Regions from separate parts of the Mus musculus genome. Here region 2 is linked to region 1. The links are chromatin loops, found by intact Hi-C in ENCODE. Cell type or tissue: gastrocnemius. All regions are shown on one strand.

The links. A loop is a pair of places that touch in the nucleus more often than their neighbours do. Peaks named below come from ENCODE experiments on the same cell type or tissue, not always from the same donor. Only the 100,000 strongest peaks of a DNase experiment are listed, where the experiment ranks them.
Region 2: a loop joins it to region 1, with 4 times the contacts of the local background. A loop is called at or near these places in 3 of 42 quality-filtered maps.

Annotation. Positions count from the first base shown.
Region 1 is chr14:7,856,888-7,864,887 of GRCm38, forward strand. The region is part of intron 1 of Flnb (filamin, beta); the gene reads left to right. Among named protein-coding and RNA genes, the nearest start is that of Flnb, 43 kb to the left of the region's middle. In gastrocnemius, no CTCF peak of the experiment used is centred here; DNase peaks (open chromatin) are centred at 4,617 and 7,195; H3K27ac peaks cover 1,172 bases.
Region 2 is chr14:7,925,758-7,933,757 of GRCm38, forward strand. It overlaps Flnb (filamin, beta), which reads left to right. Exons shown (of 46, transcript NM_134080.1): 33 at 626-754; 34 at 1,589-1,762; 35 at 3,244-3,402; 36 at 4,002-4,205; 37 at 5,006-5,158; 38 at 5,267-5,389; 39 at 7,957-8,000. Among named protein-coding and RNA genes, the nearest start is that of Gm45521, 28 kb to the right of the region's middle. In gastrocnemius, a CTCF peak has its summit at 6,793; a DNase peak (open chromatin) is centred at 3,402.

The DNA of each region.
Region 1 (8,000 bases):
TTAAAATTTAATTGGTATCCAGCATGAGGTCTGATGCTTAGAAGACAGATGGGAAATTTTTGTTGGACATGGGAACAGAAGAGAAAGAACAAACAGGGCTTTCAAAAATATTAAGTAAGCCTAATTTGTATTTTCCAGAGGAAAGAAGCAGAGTAACAGGTTTGTATTGCCTTGGGCAGAACCATATCTTCTAAGGAGTTGGCTGTAGATGGTTTCTCTCTAAGAACCAATATGCAGGGACTTCCTGGAGAGAGAGAGAGAGAGAGAGAGAGAGAGAGAGAGAGAGAGAGAGAGAGAGAGCGCCTTGATTACTGGAATCCCAGATCTCAGAAGGCCTTGGTGGACAAACAGCCCTGACACATTATTGCACATCCTGTGTCCTCTTTTTGTTGTAGCCAGACTACATACATTCTGCCCACTGTGTTGTCTCCTAGAGCCTTGCAGGTCTGGACAGTGAAAATGGATGGAACCAGTTGAAGTTCATGTGCTCTGCCTGTGGGTTGGCAGCCTGGTTCCCATCCTGAGCAGCTATGACTTACCAGCCATAAGACCCCCTGCCTCCTCACCTGCAGAGTGAGAGTAAGGACTTAAATGTTGTAATATAAACAGACTCAGAGAATTAGAGCAATGGCTTTATCTCTATTATCTCATTTTTAAAATGGGATTTAACTATCAGAGCCAACCTTGAATGGTCTTTGTTACAGAGAAGGGCTTCAGGGTGCACAGGGCTTAGCCCTGGGAAGTTTCTAAATAGAAAAAAAAACAAAAAACAAAAAAACAAAACAAAAAAACCCCCCACCTGTCATGCTGTTGTTGACCACAGAAAGGGTGCTTAGGGGTCTTCTCAGGCCTGTTTCTCATGCCCCCCCCCCCTTTTGGTGGGTTGCACATTCAGGCAACCTAGAACTCATGTTGGGTCTAACTTCTAGCAAGTGAGCTGCATTTCAGGGGAGGTGGCCTCTCTACATGACAGCCTGAGATGGACTCTGTGACCTCCATTCACAGCCAACAGTTGTTATTTCAGCTGGAGATATATAGTCTCTGAGTGGTGGTGGCTGGAGGCTGTGAGCCCAGGACTGATGGCTTTCATGCTATGGTGGGCCTTATGTGCTAATGTTGGGTTTAACCCAAAGTTTCCAGTGGCTGTTTTCTGCTCTGTGACTCATGAGCATGCTCAGAATAGTCCTTGGGGCCTTGCCCTGTTAGTCAACCCGAAACTCTATGGTGGGTCAGCAGTGTGCGCTTACGCAAGGACTGATAAAAGTGTACATAATTCAGACCATTTTGGAGTGTCCTTTCTTTGCCCCCTTTTTCTTTAACTTTCCTAACAAGATTATAATCATCATCCTAACATTTGATAGTTTTTTGTTGAGACATGATTTTACTACATAGCTTGCAACACCATGTACGTGCCAGGCTAGCCTAGAATTCGAGATCCTTCTGTCTCCACCTCCTTCCCAGTGCTATTCCTGAACCTTAAATCTAACTTAAAGATTTCCCAATAAAAGAAAATGAAATGTTACTTACAGAAAATAAGGACTAGACCGCTGCAAGACAATTGAAAGGAAGGTTTTTATTGGACGTAGGATGGAGAGTACAGCCAGAGGCATCCGGGAGAGTCCAGAGCATGGAGAGGAAGTAGTGCACTGAACCTGACCAGCAGAGTGGGTGTGGCCAAGAGAGGCGATGGGAAGACAACTGAGAGAGCCCAGAGAGGGCAGGGGAGAAGGACTTAAGGTCAAATGGTCAAATGACCAGGTTAGACAGCAGTGAGAAGCTGGAGAGAGGGAAGAACTGAGAGGAGCCAGCTACTGAGCCTGGAACCCAGCATGTGCTTTGGTATGCTAATAGGAACCCTGGTTAGCTGTTTTTTCCCAAGTTTTTGGACCAGACAATTTATACCCTCTTCTCTGCTGTTTAGTATTTAATCATTTAGCCTAATATCAGCTTTATTATTGTATATAAACTTAATTTTTAAGTGAATTTTTTTTTTAAAAAAAAAGTATTGTTAGGGAGGGGTAAATAGCTACTAAATATTGAAAAATGTAGCTTACAACACAATACCAAAATAAAAGCCAGGTATTTCTGGAATCATTTGCTACAACTATTTCTATTTAAGGCTAAAAGTTCAACAAGTGTACAAGGGACAGAAAGAATAGTTTGCTGGGTAGGAATGTGTCATGGCTTTCAGTAGAAATTTTATTTTCTACGTGCCTGTTTTGGTTGTTGTTTTGAGACAAGGTGTCACTATGAAGCCTTTGCCAGCTGGAACTCACCATGTAGACCAGGCTGGCATTGAACTCATAGAGATCCACCTGCTTCTGCCTCCCTCCCAAGTACTGAGATGAAATGCATGTGCCACTATGCCAGGTTTGCAGTAGAAATCCCCAACATTTGAAAATATTTACTAGAGTCTGTAGCAGTGAAGCCCATACTGCCCCTCAGACAGTGCCAATCCTGATCCCCGCCATGATATTTCTGAGCCTTCACTTCCCATGCAGAGGCCTTGTTCATGGCAAGCTTTGGTAACCCATGTCAGAATCTTGTTGAGGCTAGAAGTGGCCTCAGAGTCCTCCTGAATACTCCAAAAAGACATTTACTTCTGGCCCCAGTGTCTTTTTTTGGGTGTCATTGAGACGGTTGATCTTGGTTGCCACGTTGATGAGATTGGGAATTCCCACAGGACCACCTATGAGGGACTTTCTAGATAGAATGGTCGAGATGTGCAGACCCACCTTAACTGTGGATGACATCATTCTGTGGGCTGGGGTCCCAGACAGGATACAAAGGAGAGAATGAGTTGAACACTCTCCATCTCTCACTGTTTCTCGACTACAGATGTAATCTGACCAACTGCCTTATGCCCTCTTACTGTAACCCCCCAACATGATGGACTATGTCCTCTCAAACTGTGAGCCGAAGTAGACCCTGCCTTCACTTGCTTTTCTCAGATACTTTTGCAAAAGTAACAGGACAGTTATGAATGAAATCATTTTCGAAAGCTCACCTATCAAGACCTTCTGAATGCACTCTTGAACAATCAAAACACAGTCGGTATAAAAATTACCTCAGAGCTCCCTGCCAATCTCTGAGCAGCTTGTGAGCAGGAGAGATAATCGGAAATTCAGCTGATCCCAGTTTCCCAGGCCAACCTTTATTGTGGTCTATATTGGTTTTTGTTTTGTTTTGGTTTGGTTTGGTTTGGTTTTTGGTTTTTTGGTTTTGTTTTTTTGAGAAAGGGTTTCTCTGTGTAGCCCTGGCTGTCCTGGAACTCACTCTGTAGACCAGGCTGGTCTCAAACTCAGAAATCTGCCTGCTTCTGCCTCCCAAGTGCTGGGATTAAAAGCATATGCCACCACTGCCCGGCTGTGGTCTATATTGAAATAGACCCATGTGACAATAGATCACGTTACTGCTGTCACAAAGAGGCTTGGCTGAGTGTGTAGCGATGGTGATGAACTGAGAGACAGGTGGACAACACCATCAGGAACACCACTGGAGAAGAATTAAAATGTGCTTTTCATTGTCATTTTTGATCTTTGGGAGCCCTTTGGTGGTGGTGGTGGTGGTGGTTGTTGTTCTCCCGGTCCATACCCCAGTTGGGTCACAGCTGAGGAAGGTGTAGGTTGCAGCAGTCTGGGAGCTAGCCACCCATCACCCAGGGCTGGAGTAATGGCATTCTTCACTTTTACCCGCTGCTCACTGACAACACCTAGACCTTTGAAGTCCAGAGAGGCTGGGAGAACCATCTTTCTGGAAGGAGAAAGATGATTTTAATGCCCTTTGCCATAGCTGCTCTCCAGTCTTCAGGGCCATGAGTCACCTGGCTCTACGTCACTGCCTTGTCTATTTATTGCTTTTTTTTTTTTTTTTTGGTCCGAGGCCCTGGGAAGACAGAGTACAGAGAGGAATGAAGCTGGCCCAGGCCTCTTACCCTTCCTGGGACCCCCTACACAGTCTGCTGTGTGATTAGAAGGACCAGCCATATATACCAGAGTTAGGACCCTGGTCTTAGGCAACTGGCCACAATGGATCTTCTTTAGCCAAGACTCAATGTGGCTAGGCTTCGTACCTTCCACATTTTCACTGAGGAACTGGAGCAATTGGTCAGTTGCCTCCTTTCAACTCCAGTTGCCCTGCCTTTTGGACACCTGAAGACTACAACTCAGGCATGGTTTGTGGGGCTTAACAAGTCAGCCTCACAATGCCAGTGAGCCCCAGGCACGTGAGCGCACGAGGGCTGTGCCGTTGAGGGTTCTGTGGGAGCAGCCCTGTCCAGGAACTGCTGCTACCAGCTCACCACAGGCTCTGTTTGAACAACATCATCCCAGTTTCCAGGTGAGGGAACGGAGGTGTAGAGAGAAGAGGTGATGGAGCCGAGGATACGCCCAGAACCTGTCCTTTCTGGGCTCTCCCTGCCTTTCCTTCTAGGCCTAGAAGAGGAGGAGATGGGGGGTGGGGGGGAGTTCCAGGCCAGGAACTTTGAGAACCACAGACAAGGCATCATGAGATCAGGACATCTAAACAGGGCTGAGCACATGACCCAGAAAATCTGCTCTGAGTACCATGGTCCTTCAGCCAGGTTCAGTCAGCTCCTGACTAGTCTCTGGGGAGCGCTGTGGGGGAGGGGCTCCTTGGGGCTGTGTGAGTTTTACTGCTCAGCTCACTGATGTCTTGCTTAGTGGAGAGCTCAATTCTGTATGCCCTGGGTTCACAGTAGTGTGGTGGTCAGGAGGGGAGGCCTTGGAGTGGCCTCCTAATGGCTCTCCTAATGAATGGCTTAGCTGGGAACTGACAAGCTGAACAGTTCAACTGCATTTAAGTCCACCAAGCACTTCTTTTCATCTCTGGTTAGAAATGACACTTGAACTATGCTTCCGGCTCTAGGGAGGAATATTTTACATACTATGAAAATTATAGGTGAATGAATGCAGGAGGAGAAAGAGACTTATTAAGCACCTACTGTGTGCCAGCCTTCACACTCAACTCTTGGCATTCTCTGGCCTTACCCTCACACCACTCTGTCAAATCATTGATTATAATTCCCATTTGTCAGATGAGGAAAATAAAGGTCAGAGAAGCACTGTGTTGTCCAAAGAGAAAAATGTAGTTGAGCTGCTGGTTCCATGGCCAGTTTTTGTTTTGTTTTGTTTTGTTTGTTTACTGCTGTTGTTGATGACTTTATAGCCCGTTTATACTTGTTGTACTGAACAATGAATTTTGACATTTTTGTTCACATATATCAGGTACTCTGACTATATTCATTCCCCATTACTTTTCTTATCCTCCTCTCTGCTAGTTCCTTTCATCCCATCTGGGGTGTGTTTGTTTGTGTGTGTGTATTCCCTAATTTCCATATAGGAAAGAAAATGCATTACTTTTCTTTTTCCAGAATATGATGATGTCCAGTTTAATCTATTTTCCTACAAATGGCACAGTTTGTTCTTTTTAGCTGTGTACATATTCTATATTCCATGCACACACACACACACACACACACACACACACACCATTTTCTTTTTCCATCGGTGGAGGCCTAAGCTGATTTTGTAACTCGGTTATTCTGAGTCATACAGCAGCAAACATGGATGGACAGGTATCTCTGTGGTATGCTGACATGGTTTCCTTTGCTGTAGACCCAGGAATGAATGGTACAGCTTAATCATTATAAGTCAGATTTTAGCTTTTTTTTTTTTTAAGATTTTTTTAAATTTTATTTTATGTATGTGAGTACACTGTAGCTGTCTTCAGACACACCAGAAGAGGGCATCAGATCTCATTACAGATGGTTGTGAGCTGGGAATTGACCTCACGATCTCTGGAAGAGCAGTCAGTGCTCTTAGTCACTGAGCCATCTCTCCAGCACCAATAGATTTTAGCTCTTAAATGAAGCTCTGAACTACCTTCTGTAGTGGCTGCTGTAGTCTTCATTCCTACCAACATTTTGTAAGGCGCCATCCTCCTTCCTTTACCTCCGCATTTGTTGTTTTTATATGTTTCTTTGCCTGTATGTATGCAAGTATATACTGTGTACACTTGGAGGTCAGAAGTTGTGTCAGATCCCAGAAACTAGAATTGGCGGCAACTATAAGGGTGCTAATATCCAAACCCCTGCCCTCTGCAAGAGCAGCAAGTGTCTTAACCACTGAGCCATCTCTCAGACCCTTGTTTCCTTGTTTTGCTTGTATTTAATTTCATTCTATGTTCATTGATGTTTTGACTGCACATATGTCTGTGTGAGGGTGTTGGATCCCCTGGAACAAGAGTTACAGACATGTGAGCCACCATGGTGGTGCTGGGAATTGACCCAAGTTCTCTGGAAGAGCAGGCAGTGCTCTTAACCACTGAGCCATCTCTCCAGGCCCTTGTATTGTCTTTAATGTTAGTCATTCTGATACTTTCATGGATTAGCCACCTGTCTTCCAGACTCCGTACCACACTGCCTCCTGACAGCGAACAGTTGCTGAGTGTGCAGAGAGCATGGAATATTGTTCCTGTAGCCCTAGTGACACTTTCCCTCTTAACTCCCGCATCACTTGTTGCCTGTTTATGGCCCTGTAGCCAACTGCCTCGTGGTCAGAGGATGGCATACTGTTCTCATTCTTTTGCTCGACTCCTGCTACCTTGGTTAATCATTGGCAGCCATATAGAAAGGTGCCTCAGGAACTCTTGTGATATGCCAGTTATAGCACTAGATGTAGATGTAGATGTAGATGTAGATGTAGGTAGGGGACATGGTTGTTTTGGTCTGGCCCTTGCTGGTGAGAGATGGGAGAGATGAAAGTCTACCATATCCCTGACTTTGGAGAACTGACCCTTCAAAGAAGCATTTCAAAGTTATTTCTGCAGAATGCTAAAAAATATCTGGTATTCACCTCATAATTGGCCCCATTCCACATAAAAATCCTCCTTAACAAGGACCAGAGGACTGATACAGAAGTAATATAAATAAATTCCATTGTACAATTTATAGTAGTTCAAATCAACTTTGTAGCTATTTAAAAAGGCAGCGCTGTCATTTATAAGTAACTGGATAATTGTAGTTAGTTTGAGAAAGTGTGTGTGGCTTGAGGGTTGGGGTTGCCAATCACCAGGGTAGTTATTTGGGAATTGTGACTGGTCGGATTTGGGAGGAGAAGCCCATGGCCGGGTTCCAATCCATGAAAACGCAAGCAGAGTATGAGAGGTTGGGCAGGCATGCTGGGCGTTGGCTTGCTTCGTCCCTGAAAGCAGAGGCCCTCCAGCCCCTTACTGTGAGAAGGCTTCCATTCCCTCTGGTCTCCTCCTCCGCTGTGTGTCAGAATGAGCTCTCCCCAGCACACCAGGTCCACAGCAATGGCCAGATGCACACACTGGGATACCCTTGTGGCATTTCCTTTCCAAGGCCTGGGGAGTCTCCTGTTTCCTGTGGATGGGAACAGGGGAGGTTTTTTGGGCAAGTCTCCATCTTTTTTATTGTTCTAAGAGCTGGGCTAAATGTTTGAACCTTTACCTGTCAAAAATCACTTTTGGAACGAAGCCCGTTTTCCCTCCAGCTTCTTAGACTAGCAGGATGAAGGTATCATATATCCCAGGAAGGCCATAAAGGGGGCTTTCCTGTTAGGACACCCACCTTGAACTCATTCGAAACAGAAGTCCAGGTCATTGCATATTTCATAAGACTGACTCTGACTTTGGCTTGGTCATGCTTTCCCAAATGTGCTTGAAAAGAGCTTTGCGTTCTTCTTTAGAGCAACATATGTAACCCAGATAAAAATAGAACCACCGGACTTCAGGTTATGAGATAAATATGCCCACACACTTACGCATGCATGAGTTTTGAGGCAGCGTCTTGCTACGTGGCCCAGGCTGGGTGTGAACTCACTGGCTTTGAACTTCCGAGGATCCTCCTGCGTTGGCCTCCCTAGTGCTGAAGTTACAAATGTGTGCTACCACACCCCGTTCAAATTTGTCCTTTTTTCTTGAAGTCCTAGAGATGGAACCCAGGCAGGCAGATCTCC
Region 2 (8,000 bases), 69 kb after region 1:
CATGCCAAGCTATGCATGTGGAGGTCAGAGGAAAGGTTTGTAGAGTTAGTTCTCTCTTTATACCTTTACATGGGCTGTAAGGATCACATTCATGTCAGTAGGCTTGCACAAGTTTCTTTACCCACACTGAGCCATCATACCAGCCGCTATGAAATATCAGTTTTACATATAAAGACAGTTTGCTTTTCTCTGATGTGACATACTGCGGTTAACCTCTCAAGGTCGTACTCGTGGATCTTTAATGTTCCATATGTAGGTCGACTCCCGGATGATTTCCTGGTTTGCAGGTGGATCCTGGAGACTAAAGAGCTTTAATAGGGATGAGAGTAGCCGTGGATCACTGTGGGCTTCTTTCCTCAAGATGAGCTTCTTAGGTCAGGCCTTAGGTTTTGAATGGCACTAACAAACAGCCTTCTTTCTAGAAAGCAGCATCTACCTCCCTGATACGCATGTGTCCTTCTCATTTGTTAAGCTGAGATGAAATCTCCTACACCAGTTCCCTTGAGCTGCTTCAGAGGGTGGCGGACTCTCCTGCTGGGAGGACTTTAATGTACTGCCGATTATCTGAGGTATCTATTTACCATGTAATGAGTCTCAGTTTTGTTTTTGTCCTTGGAAAATGCAGAGAGCCCCCTGCAGTTCTACGTGAACTACCCCAACAGTGGGAGTGTGTCTGCTTATGGTCCAGGCCTTGTGTATGGAGTAGCCAACAAAACTGCCACCTTCACCATTGTCACAGAGGATGCGGGAGAAGGTATGGTATGCTTTGCGTGTTTATGCAGGTATAACCTTCCTTTGGAGAGATAAATGAGCATGATTAAAATGTGCTGTGAATGGAAGCACTCAGGTAGTCTCAGGAGACTGTTGTGGGAGCATCTCGTGAGCCCAGGAGTCCAAAACTAGACTGAGCCATATAGTGAGATCGCATCTCAAAAGAAAAACAAAAAAAAAATCACTATTATATGGTATCATTTGTCTCATTATTTTCTCTCATATAAAAATTCATCTCCACCTCAAAATAGAAATGTTTAAATTCTTATGTGAATGAAATCAGATTTGTATTATGAGCTATTTCATGTGACTCACTGAGAATTCACGTGGGCTTTTGATTGAAAATGGCTTTATTTTTGTTCAGTTTGCTTGTTGGTCCCTCAGGCCCTCCCACGAGGTATTTAGCTGTAAGTTCTAGCTGAAGTGCTGTGCCAACCATAGTAGTCACACATTCCTCAGCCTTGGGCTCTGATGGTGGCATCTACCCCAAGCACCGTGAGAGAGACTCTGTGCTAGCCTGAGCACTGTGAGAGTCTGTGTTTGCCTGAGCCCCGTGAGAGTCTGCGCTAGCCCATCCTGCATATGCTTGATGTAGTACTCGGTCTCCTCCTTACCTCTCAGACCCTGGGGTTATTTAAGTGTCGGGTTGTGAGTGCAGTTCACAGTGATGTGGTTCCATGGGCTTTCCTCTGAAGATTGCTTTGTCTTGATACCCGCATGGAATGGCCCTGGTGTCAGGGCCCCCTCCAGAGGCATTGTCTTTCTAGAAATAAAGTATTTCTCTCTGACTGTCCTCCCTCCATATCCCCTCTCCTAGGTGGTCTGGACTTGGCTATTGAAGGACCCTCGAAAGCAGAGATCAGCTGCATTGACAACAAAGACGGGACATGTACAGTGACCTACCTACCCACCTTGCCAGGGGACTACAGCATTCTGGTCAAGTACAATGACAAACATATTCCTGGCAGCCCCTTCACTGCCAAGATCACAGGTAGGGTTGCCCGGCTTATAGGAATTTCTCATGGGAGATCTAGCTGTGCCTAGCCCCACCCCATCTCCTCAGCCTGGGGTAGCAAGCTAGGTTGGTACTTGGTTTTCCCATATTTGGGAAACCTAAGTCTGGTCAGGCTGCCTAAATCCTCCTTTTTTCATAACAAAATAAAAACAAGAGTTACCAACCAGAAAGCAAATTCTCAGAACGAGGCATCAAGGCAATGCTTACAGGCAGAGAGCAGGAACTAAAGAGGCCTTTCGTTCCATACTACATAAGATATCTGCCCTATTAGTTTTCTGGTCTGAAGTTCGGAGAGGTAGCCATTGAGCCAAGTTCACTGTATTCAGAAGCAGGTTGTCCCATTCCATAACCTACGCTTCTGGCTCTGTTCTGCCTGCTGAGTTAAGAACACATGGTGGGTTCTCTGGAAGATGCACAAATCAAGGCTCTTGTCAAGGATTCTTAGACCTGACTGAAGGAGGCAGTAACAGTGGGGAGTAGGAGCCAAGCTTCTTTGGGAATTGCCCAAAGACACAGCAGCAGGTGGAAATGCCTTCTGTTGCCAAAAATTTCTTTAATTTTTTTTTTATTTCATAATTCAAAGTAATGGCTTCTATTATGGAATTTTCATATAGATGCATTATACTTGGTTCTAACTCCTCCTCCTCCTCCTCCTCACTGTACCCCTCCCTTAAGATAGCTTCTCCCCCACCCCCACCCCCCACCACCCCCACCACCCCCAACCCCCACCCCCGCGCAAAAAAAAAAAAAAAAAAAAAAAAAAGCTGGGCGTGGTGGCGCGTGCCTTTAATCCCAGCACTTGGGAGGCAGAGGCAGGTGGATTTCTGAGTTCCAGGACAGCCAGGGATACACAGAGAAACCCTGTCCCAAACAAACAAAAAAAAAGATAGCTTTCTTCCCTCTCAGGGTCCCTTTCTAGTTTCTTCCCTCCTCTTTCTGTTTCTCTCCAACAGACACACACACACACACACACACACACACACACACACACACACACACGGCATCTGATAGAAAGCATGTGGTGTTGGTCTTCCTGAGTCAGCTTGACTTCAGTTAATATGATAATTTCCATTCATTTGTTTTCTTGCAGATATCCTGATTTAAATATCCTGATTTAACTTTTTAAATATTATTTCATTCTATATACATAGCCCATTGAATTGAGTTGTGTACAGAAAGATATTTAGTTTAGTTCTTCTGCATGTCAAAGATTCCTCTAAAAGTGTTCACAGGGATTTGTAGCTCAGATTCCTTCCAGCTCCTTGTCTCCCCCTGAACCAGTCATAACCACCCATTGTCCTGCCGTGGTCATTATATACTCATTGTCAGAGGCACATGATCTTCATACACCTGTGGGTAAAAGATTCTTGACGTCACATCTCCAAGTGCCATGTAGACCATGTTCTCTAGACAGCCCAGCGAGCACATGTAATAGGAGCTCTGTTGCTTTTTCTCAGATGATAACAGACGCTGCTCCCAAGTGAAGCTGGGCTCAGCTGCTGACTTCCTTCTGGACATCAGTGAGACAGACCTTAGCACACTGACAGCCAGTATCAAGGCCCCATCTGGACGTGACGAGCCCTGTCTGCTAAAGAGGCTACCCAACAACCACATTGGTGAGCTTTGGCCAGCATGGTGGGGTGTGGGAGGGGGAGCAGAGACTCCTTAGGAAGTGGGTGATCCGTTGGAGGTTGCTACAGTAAACCTGTATCACACGCACGCTTCCCTATCAGTGTTAACATCTGTGGACGTTGGATTGTTGCAACATAAGACAGTCCTGTTTCCAATTTTGAGAATAAGCTGTATTAGTCACTTTTCCCACTGCTGTGACAAACTACCCTGCAAATGCAGCTTAAGAACGGAGAGGTGTATTTTGACTCATAGTTCAGTGATACAACCCATCATGATGGAAATTTTTATGTGACAGAGAGCAAAACAGATGAATGCTGTTGCTCTGCTTGACTTAATCTTTATTCAGTCTGGAACCCCAGCCCCGGAGAGAGCCCAACATTGAGGCTGGCTCTCCCCACCTCAGTTAACCTAATCTAGAAAGGCCACCCATCACAGACATGCATAGGGTCTTTCTCCTAGATTATTTTAGACCGTGTCAAGTTGATCATGAACACATTCTCTGTCAACCAGTCTCCTCCCCCCACTTGTCCTTCATTCTTTCTCCACCTCCCATTACTAAGCCTCTACCTGTGTTCTGGTCCAGGCATTTCCTTCATCCCCCGAGAAGTGGGTGAGCATCTAGTCAGCATCAAGAAAAACGGTAACCACGTGGCCAACAGCCCTGTGTCCATTATGGTGGTCCAGTCTGAAATTGGTGATGCACGCCGAGCCAAAGTCTATGGCCAAGGCCTGTCAGAAGGCCGGACTTTTGAGATGTCAGACTTCATCGTGGACACAAGAGATGCAGGTCTGTAGGGTAGTTCCATGGGAAATACTCAGAGCTTGTGGCAATGGGTTCATTTTTTCATACTGCCAACTCTTTTACCTCCAAGCATCCTTCAGCCTCTGAGATGTGAGTGCTTGCTGCTACCTGAATCACAAGAGGAGCAGGACTTTGCTTTATAGAGAAAAAACTGAGACACATGGGAATCACCATCCCATCTATTTCTGAAACCCACTCCAGACCCACAAGCTCTCACAGATCTCTGTTATGTGTGCTCATATCACTGTTGAGAGCCTCTGTGTCCTCAGCTCCCAGGGTCCCCCGAGCAGACCATGGTGGAACAGTTGGTGCTTTGGGTAAAATAAGGCATAGCACACACACACACACACACCCCATATCGCTCTTTGAGATGCTTTGAGTTAGGTTGGGCTCTCTCAAGCCATACTACATCCCAGTGCCTTCGTCTTCTGTTTTCTTGACTGGCAGTGGCAGCCACGTGAGCTCTAGACAAAGTTATAATCCCAGGGCAGAGATTGGAAAGATTTCTGCCCCACTCAATGCTCACCAGTGGGATTTCATACTGTTGAACTTTTAGTCTGCTGTTTGAAAATTCAGATAACCCCTTAAGACAGTCCAGGCATTTATTGAGGGGCATACAGTTTCATGGGCCGCATGTTCAAATGGGACATTGATAGATACCTTCAAGGAAGGAATCGTCTGGTCAAAGCCATAGTTGGCAGGTTATCCTGTTGTAGAACTTCTCAGAGCCTTTTGCTTCCTCCTTTGCCACAAGCTCCGGAGCCAAGCTGGATATTGTGTTGCAGGCTATGGTGGCATATCCTTGGCAGTAGAAGGACCCAGCAAGGTGGACATCCAAACAGAGGACCTGGAGGACGGCACCTGCAAGGTGTCCTACTTCCCCACTGTGCCCGGGGTCTATATCGTCTCCACCAAATTTGCTGACGAGCATGTGCCTGGTATGAGACCCCTCTGCCCTCCCTCTGTGATGCTTGGGTTTTGGGTAAATGCCATCCGTGCGTCGAGGTAGACCGAGGCTGCTCACGGGGTCCCTCTCGGTCTCCCAGGAAGCCCATTCACTGTGAAGATCAGTGGCGAGGGAAGAGTCAGAGAGAGCATCACCCGGACCAGCCGGGCTCCGGCTGTGGCCACGGTTGGCAGTATCTGTGACCTGAACCTGAAGATCCCGGGTGAGTGTGGAGCTGATGGGACAGGGCGGCAGCCAGCACTTTGGGACCAAGTACAGGCATGACCTAAAGCACGCTGTCCACCCTGGGGACATTTGCATTTTATACTTTTTCTTAATTACTTAAAAGGGGGAGGGGCAGGGTCTCAATATGTAGCACAGAGTGGCCTCAAACTTGTGATTCTCCTGCCTCAGCCTACGAAGTGCCGGGGCTGTAGGCTAGGGACACCACAATGAGCTTTTTGTCTTTAACAGAGGTTTCACTTAGGACAAATGTGCTCACCTCTTACCGCTTTCTCCCAAATGCAAGCAGTCTTGTTGCCTTGCCGAGGGGAAACAGATTTGCTTTTAGAGTTCCCTTTTCCAATGAAAATACTGTCAGAGGGAGCATGGCCTGCTGATGCCAATGTCTACAAGTGTTTAGGTGGGGAGAACTAGCAACAGCCTTTTGGCCTCTCTCTCTCTCTCTCTCTGAGACAAGGTTTCTCTGTATAGCCCTGGCTGTCCTGGAACTCAGTCTGTAGTCCAGGCTGGCCTCAAACTAAGGAATCCGCCTGCCTCTGCCTCCCCAAGTGCTGGGATTAAAGGCGTGCGCCACCACTGCCCAGCCATCTCTCTTATCTTTAGTGGAAGGACTAGAGCTGCTGCAAAGCTGGGTGGCTTCACGACAAATCATTTTTCACAGAGGCTTCAGGCACTGTGAGCAGGCTCACAGCCTGTCTGAGAGATGACTGGCAGTCTTTGTGCACAGTCACTGTGTCAGTGAAAGCTTCAGGACTCCTCTGCCCACACATTGGGAAGGCAGAGCGTAACGGAGTGAGACAGCTATGTTGGTAAAGTCTTTGCCACACAAGTGTGAAGCCTTGAGTTCCGTCTCCAGAACTTCTATTTGACAGAAAAGTCAGGTGTGACGGTGCCTGCATGTAATCCCAGCACTGGGGAGGCAGAGACAAGAGGTCCTAGGCCCTACTGTCCGGCCAGTCACTGATAATCAGGCTAGTGAGAGACACTCTTAAAAACCAGGGTGGATGGCTTCTAAGGAATGGGACCTGAGGCTGTCGTCTGGCCTGCACATATGCACGCATTCACACACATGAAAACAGATGCAAAAGATGCACATACGTGATCAAAGAGGAAAGGGCTCTTTCCCAACCCTGCACATTCCTACACACACACCCTTTAGCTGGAGTCAAGTACACCACCATTGTTGTCAAGTGTGACTGTAGTTAACATCTAATTACTACAGTCAAGGTCACCTTTTAGAAACTGTTCCCTGGATGTGACAGTACAAAGTTTGTGTGCTTCAAGGTGGACGAAGCTGGCTGGCCAGTGAATTTGGACTTGGCCATGCTTTGGTAAACCTTCCTCCAGAAATGGATTGGCTCCTGTTGCTCCCCATCACCCACCAACAGGAGGTGCTCTTTCTCCTGGGGAAGATGTGGTATCGCCATTTTAGTCTTATTTCTAGGATTAACTTGTGATGTGGAGTTTGCTTTGCTTCCCACTTTCTGTTTTGCAATTACCTTTCCTCTCTCTGCCGACTCTTACCTGAGGAACTCGGGTATCTGCGCATGTGGTATCTGCGCGTGTGGATATTTGTCCCGTCTGAGGCCTCTTTGGCTCTTGGTCATTCTTTTCAGTTACTTGATAGCAGAGGAGTCTGCAAGAACCACCCTCCTCATGTCCACCAGATGCCCTCTCATCTGTTAGTGAGGAGACCTTATCAGTTCCTGGGACCTGGGCCTCTTGGGTGATCTTAGTCACAAAGTAGCATCTTAACGACTAGTATACTTCCCTCCTCCCGGCTGGAGAGGCTGTGAGTCAAAGTGGATTAGCAGGAGTAGATCCTCTTCTGGGTTGCAAGTGGCTGACTAGTATGCAAAAGCATTGCTTTCCTGAGGCTGAAAGCTTTGCTCACGCATGGTTCCTCCTTTGCGGTTGAAATGGCCTGTGTTCACTTTTGTATCTTAATTGGCTTGTGTTCACTTTTGTATCTTAATGCCTTTGACCTTGTTGCCCGAAAGAAGCAGCAGAGCTTGACGATAAGAGATGAAGGCTCTTGGGGCCTATGAGATGGCTCAGTGTCTAAGGGTCCTGCTGCTAAGCCTGATAACACAGGCTTGAGTCCTAGGACCCTCGTATTGGCTGGAGAGAGCTCCTGCAAGCTGTCTTCTAGCCTTCATCCACATGCATGCTGTCGCACACTTGCTCATAGACGACACACATACGTACATACGTATATAAGCTCATATAAATGTAAGAGAGACACAGGTAGAAACAGGTGGGTTTCCTTACATGCCGCAGCTGCCAGCATAGGTCCTAGTGTGATGCTGCTGCCATGTACAGATAACTAGACTCCAGCCACGAAAGCTGTTGACATAGCTCAGTGGAAAAGGATGTGTCAGTGCCCCCTTCATGCTGGTCACAGGAAGGCAGGCCTCTAGCCCACGGGGAGTCCAAGCACCTCCCACCCCTGGGCTGTACCTGCCACAACCTTCTCTGCGTGACCTGTGTGCCCTGCATGGCCTCAAACCTTTGCCCTAACTTTTTCTCCCAACCTTTTACCTTTAGAGATCAACAGCAGTGACATGTCTGCCCATGTCACCAGCCCCTCT